Regions from separate parts of the Homo sapiens genome. Here region 1 is linked to region 2. The links are chromatin contacts, found by POLR2A ChIA-PET in ENCODE. All regions are on one chromosome and are shown on one strand. The core of a region is the stretch at or near the end of the contact, and the rest is flanking DNA. Distances in the headings are between cores, read along the strand shown. Region 1 overlaps GATB (glutamyl-tRNA amidotransferase subunit B). Region 2 holds the start of SH3D19-AS1 (SH3D19 antisense RNA 1).

What was found. ChIA-PET counts read pairs that join two places held with the same protein, here RNA polymerase II (POLR2A).
Region 1: POLR2A ChIA-PET joins it to region 2 with 12 read pairs in AG04450. The contact joins the enhancer-like site here to the promoter of SH3D19-AS1 in region 2. POLR2A ChIA-PET finds 5 or more read pairs at or near these places in 2 of 52 experiments (AG04450 and common myeloid progenitor, CD34-positive).

What each region holds. Positions count from the first base shown.
Region 1 is chr4:151,673,646-151,677,337 of GRCh38, reverse strand. All of the region lies in intron 11 of GATB (glutamyl-tRNA amidotransferase subunit B), which reads left to right. LOC107986197 (a long non-coding RNA gene) reads right to left here. Exons shown (of 2, transcript XR_001741447.3): 1 at 778-3,692; 2 at 1-38. Among named protein-coding and RNA genes, the nearest start is that of GATB, 86 kb to the left of the region's middle. Within about 2 kb of position 2,106, at least 5 of the 41 ENCODE cell types and tissues checked have a DNase peak (open chromatin) inside an H3K27ac peak, as active enhancers do.
Region 2 is chr4:151,121,350-151,125,604 of GRCh38, reverse strand. It overlaps SH3D19-AS1 (SH3D19 antisense RNA 1), which reads right to left and starts at 1,395. Exons shown (of 2, transcript XR_001741442.2): 1 at 1,356-1,395. SH3D19 (SH3 domain containing 19) reads left to right here. Exons shown (of 20, transcript NM_001378122.1): 20 at 3,398-4,255. The coding sequence ends at 3,514.

The sequences.
Region 1 (3,692 bases), core at 857-3,356, 550 kb before region 2:
AGTCGTATCAGGGAGGATTTGATTTGCATTTCCATAATCTGTTGAGAATATTTTTGTATCTTATTTTTATAGTGTACTTTTTTAAAAAAGAAAAATGTGTTACAGATATTTTTTTCCAAATTTAATAGAAGAGTCCAAGCATGGCTTGGGTTTTAGAAAGCTGTGAGCCAGAACAGAGACTCTCTGATCCTACTGGTTATTGGTGTTGCCTCTGGCAGAACTGGAAGAGGCTCCAATAAGTGATTAGATAGATGACCAGGGGATAAGGAAGAAAGGTGACTGAGTGACTGACTCCTAGGGATGACAGACACACAGAAAGAAGAATCATGTCCTGAGAGCAGAATTCCGAATTCCAAAGAACCTCCCACTTTGTGCTCTAATTGGTTATGAATCTGCCTTTCTCTGCCTGTCTCTCACCCACTTCCTTGTGCATTATCTTCATTCCTTCTGCCTTTCACTGCACCCTCCTCCCAGGTGTCCTGCCAGTGCTCCCGACATTTACAAACCTCATCCCTTCAGCACCCCAGAGCCAGGGGAGTTAAGAGGTTGCTGCCACAAAGCAGCCTTGTTCTTCAGAATCAGAAATAGAAGCTGGGAAATTATATATCATCATGAGCAGTTATCTCCTGGGAACTGTAGACAAAAGCACCCCGTGTGCCCCTCACAAGACCCAGGCTGTGTATTGAAGTGGCAGGTGGCACCCCGTCTCCTCCCCTCACTAAAGACAGGGTCAGCTTGGACACATCAGACTCCCAAACTGTCAGAGTTACAGCTAACCTGAAAACAGCCTCCCAGGATTCCCAAGCCTCTTGTGACTCGCCCTGGATGTCGTCCAGACAGCTGGTTAGTCATGGTTCAAGGGAAATCGCATGGGTTGTGTAGGTGTACGAAGGAGATCCTTCATGCACGTCTGGAAACAGATGCAGATGATCCACCATCCCCTGAGGATTGTCCAGTTAACGTTTCTGGAATTGGGTGCCGCAGAGATGGAAATCGCGTTTAACACACAAGTGTTCCATAATAACCAATCTCTTGTCTACTTTGTGGTCTGCTTTAAAGAGAAATCGCCAAAAACCTTTTAATGTACAAAATGTTATATATCATGCACCAAAGCTGTATTACAAATGACTAGATGTCTTTTTCTCTCTTTAGTGCTTCAGTTATCTGCACAGTTTACTGGGCCCCGCTTTATTAGGGGCTTGGGTTGATGTTTGTGCCTTTCTAGAAAAGTAACCTTTCACAATACTTGCCTTTGACCAAAAAGGGGGCTCCCTTCTCTGTAACTGTGACAGCTCCCTCCATGCCATGTCCCTTGAACAGGTCTTTCCACCATATCCTGACCTTGGAAACCCAGGACAGGCAGGGAGAGGCTAGAGTCTTGTGTGCTTTCCTTCAGGATACTTCAAAAATAGCTTTAGCTAGAAACAGTTGGGTGGCAACTAAGAGGGTGTGTAAATTCAGTCCTCAGGGAACCAAAGGCCGAGTCTCTGCCCCATGTGTCAGAGCCGGCTCCAGTGTCTGTGTGTGATGGGGAGTTCCCAGCTTGCATTACCCAGTACTCCTGGTCGGCCATTTATTAACACAGAGGACCAGCACTGTGCTAGAAATTCCTTGTTACATCTGTTTGTCTTGGGTAGGCAGCAGCAGGGCCTGGGAGCTGCGCTCCTGGCTGGAAACAGTTGCACTTGGATATCACTTCTCAGGGTGGGATTAAACACAGACAAAAGCTGAGGATTTATGCTGCAGCACAGGGCTCGGCAGCCACAGAGGCCACTCTGTGAGCGTCAAGAGGGCCAGGAGCAGGAGAGTCTGGCCTGGAGACAGGGCCGCTCCACTACCACCCAGTGGCTCCCACCCTCCTGGACTCCAGCCAGGAGTGCACAATCCTCGTCTTAAATAGGATTGAGCAAAGGATGGGACAACCGGCGTCTGTTGTATAAGCCTAGGGGACTGGGGACTGGGGGCCTCGACTGTCATGGCCACTGCACTAATTTGTGGAGTTAACTAACATTATGTATTCTAACTCTGGGAGGAAAGGACATTTCAGCCACCGGGCTCCCATGTGTTCCAGGAGGCTGCTGAATGATGTTTCTCTAGCGGCACTGCTTGGTACCACCCCGCCTGGCCCTCCTTCTCGGGGAGCAGCCAGCCTCTTCGTTTGAAGGCATCTGTCCTAGAGGTGCACTGCTTCTCCTTCTGAATGGTGTGATTGGAAGTGATCCCCAAGCACTCTGCCACTCTTCCGCTTATTTTGGCCCAGGCAAATCCAGCCAACATTCGAGCTGTGGGTCCCGTCAGAAAGAGGCTGGCTCACTGGCCAGCCTGCTCAGGGTCTGCCGTGTGCTTCCCACCGCAGCAGCTACCACAGGCGCTGAGAAATCGCTCCCTGGTCTGTGTCTGCAGACGCAGACCCAGGAGGGGCCCCGCCTACTTCCAGGCACAGGCTGCTCGTCCGCCTGGTTTTCCTGGAGGGAACTGCTGCGTAGATTTTTCACGAGCAAGTCCTTACAGGTGGTTTCTGTTTTGAGCCAGGTTTTCAGCTAGGAGCTTTTTTGGGAGTCTGTGCAGATGAACAAAATCAACACTGGTCAAAGTCTAGATATCTACGAGGAGGGGATAAATTATGATAAATACATCTGATGGATACTAGCTAGATCTTTTTATTAAGAAAGTACTTCTGTGCTAAATGAAAGAAAGCAGGACACAAACTGAATATACGTTATGATCCCAAGTATGTTACAAAACAGAAAGAAAAAGATGGGAAGAAAAAACACCAAAATATTAACATTGGTTTTCTTGAGAAAATGGGAATTCCGGTGATCTCTTTTGATCTCTCCTGTATTTCCTTATATTTTCTGCAGTGAATGTGTATTAACTTTTATTATTAGAAAATGATTTTTAAAATTTAAGTCCTAGTTCAAAAAATAAACGTGTCAGAGAAAGGGGGCAGATGGACTCCTCCGACTTACAGGGCAGCTCCATGGAACGCCATCCAGGTCCCCAGTGCTTCTGCTGGCAGCACTCCACTGATAAGCATGTTGAGAGTGAGGAAGTTTCTTCCCGCTTCTGTGCCCCCTTTCTCCCAATGGTTTCCTCATTGTCAGGCCACGTACATATCTGCTGAATTGAGTTGGAGGCACGTGCATTCTGTATTTTTCTAAGAGTAGGGCCAGGCTTTTCCTGAGCAGTCGGGCAGCGGCAGAGGGGTGCCCTGTAGGGAGCTTACCCAGGACCTGCCAAGCACACCTCCTTGGCCACAGTCACAGCGCACGTTCTGAGGCACCAGGCTGAAGGCGCAGTGCCTGTCCCAGCAGTGATAAGTATTTGTGGTTTGTTTTTGAATCAGACTGGGGAAGACTTTGAGCCCTGCTGAGACTCAGAGCATCTCCCTTTTATTTGCTTTGCTGTTCGTGCTAATTATGGAAGAGCTCTGTTTTTCCAGGAGGAATGGCTCCTGGTTGGCCCGTTCTCGGCCACCAAGGTAACAGGGAAAGTTGGGTGTTCAGTCATGACTGTGGACTGGACGGAGGTGGCACCGGTGGGAGACCAACAGAGGAAGCCCTCCTCCCGGCTCCCAATTCTGGCTTTCGCTAGAAGACAAGAGAAATGAGGAAAACAGCTACCCTAGGAAATAGCCTTCCTTGAAAATGGTTTCCTTTTTCTCAGGTTTGATGAATTTGGGGATTTGTTGT
Region 2 (4,255 bases), core at 146-2,645:
TGGGGTTACAGGTGTGAGCCACCATGCCCGGCCTCTCTCTCTTTCTTTCTTTCCTTTCTTTCCCTTCTTTCCTTTCCTTCCTTTCTTTCTTTCTTTCTTTTTTTTTTTTTTTGGTTTTGTTTTGTTTTGTTTTGTTTCTGAGACAGGGTCTCACTCTGTTGCCCAGGCTGAGGTGCAGTGACACAATCTCAGTTCACTGTGCAGCCTCAGCTTCCTGGGCTCAAGCGATTCTCCACCCCTCAGCTCCCTGAGTAGCTGGGACTACAGGTGTGAGCCACCAATGCCTGGCTAATTTTTGGTATTCTTTGTAGAGACTGGGTCTCACCCAGGCTGGTCTCAAACTCATGAGCTCAAGGCGATCCATCCGCCCCAACCTCCCAAAGAGCTGGGTTACAGGCATAAGTCACCACACCCAGCCATAAATGATAGGTATTTCTTATGCTGTAAGCTATGCAAAATTAAAAACTCGTAACCTTCTATCAGTTCCCTTTTTTTCCTTTAACATCTTGGTCTTTAAAACAAAATTTAAAAAAGAAAGAAAGAAAGAAAGAAAACTGTTGCCTTAGTCCTTGAGAGTCAGTGGCTCAAAATGTATCCCGTTTATCTTTACATAAACTTACTGCAAGTGAAGAATCTGAATTCAAACTTCTTGGATGTTATTTTGGTCTTCATTTAAACTATGTGAGTATAAATAACAGAATGCACAGTATCCTCCAGAAAACAGGTTATCTTCATTTCATTTTACAAATGGTTGTCCATAAGATAGTTCTAGAATTGTTAGAATTGTTGTTGTTATTGTTGTTGTTAAGGGATTCTGCACTGCTTTCAGTTTTATTAAATATCCACAGAATGTTAATAGATAAAACTAATTTTTTTTTTTTTAGAGAAGGAGTCTTGTTCTGCTGCCCAGGCTGGAGTGCAGTCAGCGGCGCGATCTCGGCTCACTGCAACCTCCGCCTCCTGGATTCCAGCAATTCTCCCGCCTCAGCCTCCTGAGTAGCTGGGACTACAGGTGCATGCCACCATGCCCAGCTAATTTTTTGTATTTTAGTAGAGACAGGGTTTCACTGTGTTGCCGGGCTGGTCTTGAACTCCTGAGCTCAGAAAATCCACCTGCCTTGGCCTCCCAAAGTGTTAGGATTACAGGAGTGAGCCACTGCACCCGGCCAAAACTAATTTTTGAAAATAGCCCTAGCCTGGCTGGGTGCAGTGGCTCACGGCTGTAATCCCAGCACTTTGGGAGGCCAAGGTGAGTGGATCACCTGAGGTCGGGAGTTCAAGACCAGCCTGACCAACATGGAGAAACCCTGTCTCTGCTAAAAAATACAAAATTAGCCAGGTGTGGTGGTGCATACCTGTAGTCCCAGCTACTCAGGAGGCTGAGGCAGGAGAATCTCTTGAACCTGGGAGGCGGAGGTTGCAGTGAGCCGAGATCTTGCCATTGCACTCCAGCCGGGGCAACAAGAGCAAAACTCCATCTAAAAAAAAAAAATAGTCCTAGCCCTCAGGAAACTGACATGGTATGTAGGTTTGGACCAGACCTAAATAAAATAGCTTCAGTTAACTATTAAATTATAATTTAGGAACCAGAAGGAACTTATTTATAACAAAAACTTTGAATTGCCAGAATTTTTACAGATTTTAGCAGAGCAGAGTAAATTAATAACATCTGATTGCATGTTTCCTTTTCATTTTCCATAAAGAAAAGCCTTAAATCAAGCCATTTTTTTTTCCAGAGGGTAATGTACTAGGGCTACAAATAAATTCATTTAGCCCAATAAAGGTAGTCTTAACAGTAGCCAGAGTCATCTGGGACCATTGTAGCATCTTAAACACAGATTCTAAGAAATGTTTAGAAACTATAAAGAACAAAATAGTTATGTCTTCATCTGCTGAAGGAATTCTAATTTGCACATGAATAAGACACACAGCCCCTTTGACTAACCTGATGAAGATAAAACAGTGTCCTGAGTCAAGGTGAAGCTCTTTAAGATGGGAAAAAAATGCAAATTTGATATTGAGGCCATGGCAGGAGAATCACTTGAACCTGGGAGGCAGAGGTTGCAGTGAGCCGAGATCGTGCCACTGCACTCCAGCCTGGGCCACAGAGCGAGACTTTGTCTCAAAAACAAAAGATACTGGGGCCATAGGAGGAATGTGATAAACCAGATGGTAGAGGAGAAATGCCATTATGTGCAAGAATAAATGTAGAGTGCAAAATGCTCTGGGTGTTGATAAAAGGCAATTACAGTAAAAGCCTTTCTAAGTAAAAAGGTCCATTGTAAAATCTGGCGGCCACATAGCCTAGTGGTTAGGAATATAAGCCCAGGAATTGCACTAGATTTGAATCCTGGTTCTACCACTAACTAGACATGCGACACTGGCAAGTTATGTAGTCTATCTGAGTTTTGGTTTCTTTTTCACTAAAATAAGGAAATCTATAAAAATATATCTCAGCCAGGGGCAGTGGCTCACGCCTGTAACCCCAACACTTTGTGAGGCCAAGGTGGGCGGATCACAAGGTCAGGAGTTTGAGACCAGCCTGGCCAACATGGTGAAACCCTGTCTCTACTAAAAATACAAAAAATAGCTGGACGTGGTGGCAGGCACCTGTAACCCCAGCTGCTCGGGAGGCTAAGGCAGGAGAATTGTTTGAACCCGGGAGGCAGAGGTTGCAGTGAGCCGAGATTGCACCATTGCACTCCAGCCTGGGTGACAGAGCGAGACTCCGTCTCAAAAAAAAAAAAAAAAAAAAAAGTCTCTAAAATGAGGATAACATAGTACTCATCTCTAGGACTTTGGTGGTGTTTACATAAGAGTTAGTTCCTGTGAAGTACACAGAATAAGACAAGGCATACAGGAAGCACATGACTCACTTTCTCATCTCCAAATCTTTGCCTATATGACACCTTCAGTGAGGCCCTCCCTTGATGGCCCTAATGAGTTGGCAATCCCATGCTTTCTGTCCTCTTCTGCCAGTTTATTTGCCTTCCCGTTGTAGAATGAGGGAATATTAATTGTGCTCAGAACAGTGTCTGACACATAGTGGGTACTCAATAAATAATCGTGTGTGTGTGTGTGTGTGTGTGTGTGATAACTGGTATTATTTGTTCAAGAGGGATTTTAGATTAGGAGTGGTGAATTTGAGAGGCACAAAGTATAAGAGGGAAAATCAAAGTGCAGCAAGGGTGGCAGTGGCAAAGGAATGAGATTTAAGGGATAGAGGCTTACAAGCAAATGGCATCATTAGGTATAGATCATTGTTGTCATTTAATTCTCAACAATCAAGATAAATGAGTTATACAGAGAAGATTATTCATGCTGCCCTAGGTAGGCCACTATTTACCATGCTTATTCTCAACAGAAACCAGTAATTCTAACTCCTTTTGTCTTACAGGCTGGAGATATAATAACAGAGCTGGAATCTGTAGATGATGACTGGATGAGTGGAGAACTTATGGGAAAATCTGGAATATTTCCCAAAAACTACATACAGTTTCTACAGATCAGCTAGAGGAGAAGCTTGTCTGTGTTCCTTGGCACAAGAACTCACTTGAACTATCACCTTGACTATCAGATATGTTTTTGCACTATTTTTTTTAACTGAAAAAGAAATATCTAAGCTGTACATGGTACACTAGAATTTTCTGAAAGCAGAAAACGTTCAGATTTTGTAGTTAATTTTCATTACAATAGAAACATGCACATGGAAACCCATGAGCTAGGATTCTACCGAGGAAAACATCTAGTGGGATTAGCAAGGTGAAGGGAAAGCATCTGGTGGCATGGCAGCATGGGGAGGCTCACACACAGAAGTTGCACGTGGACATCTGTTTTAATCAGCACAAGTGAATTAACCATGCTTCTTCATTTTTTTACTTTAGTTAAAAAAGAGGACATTTAATATTCTACATGCTGTAACTATCAGGACATGGTTAGCAATCTCAATTTCATTTTTGATATTCAAATTAATTCTTACAGCTTGAGCATATCAGCCTTATTACCAGAGCAAATCCTTCCTTCAGATGGGATAGTTTACTGACTAGTTGGAGCATTTGTAAGCACATGGTGAAATCAGCCCCTGCCCACCAAAATAATCTTTATGTTACCAAGTGATTCCCATTTGTCTAAGGATTTGAAGGGGGTCTAAATTGGATGTATCTTACTTAGTCTAAAGAACCAAAACCATCCCTGAAATGCCTTGCTAATACAACTAATCCTTCCATATATGTGCCATACTTATTTTTTTCCTCAG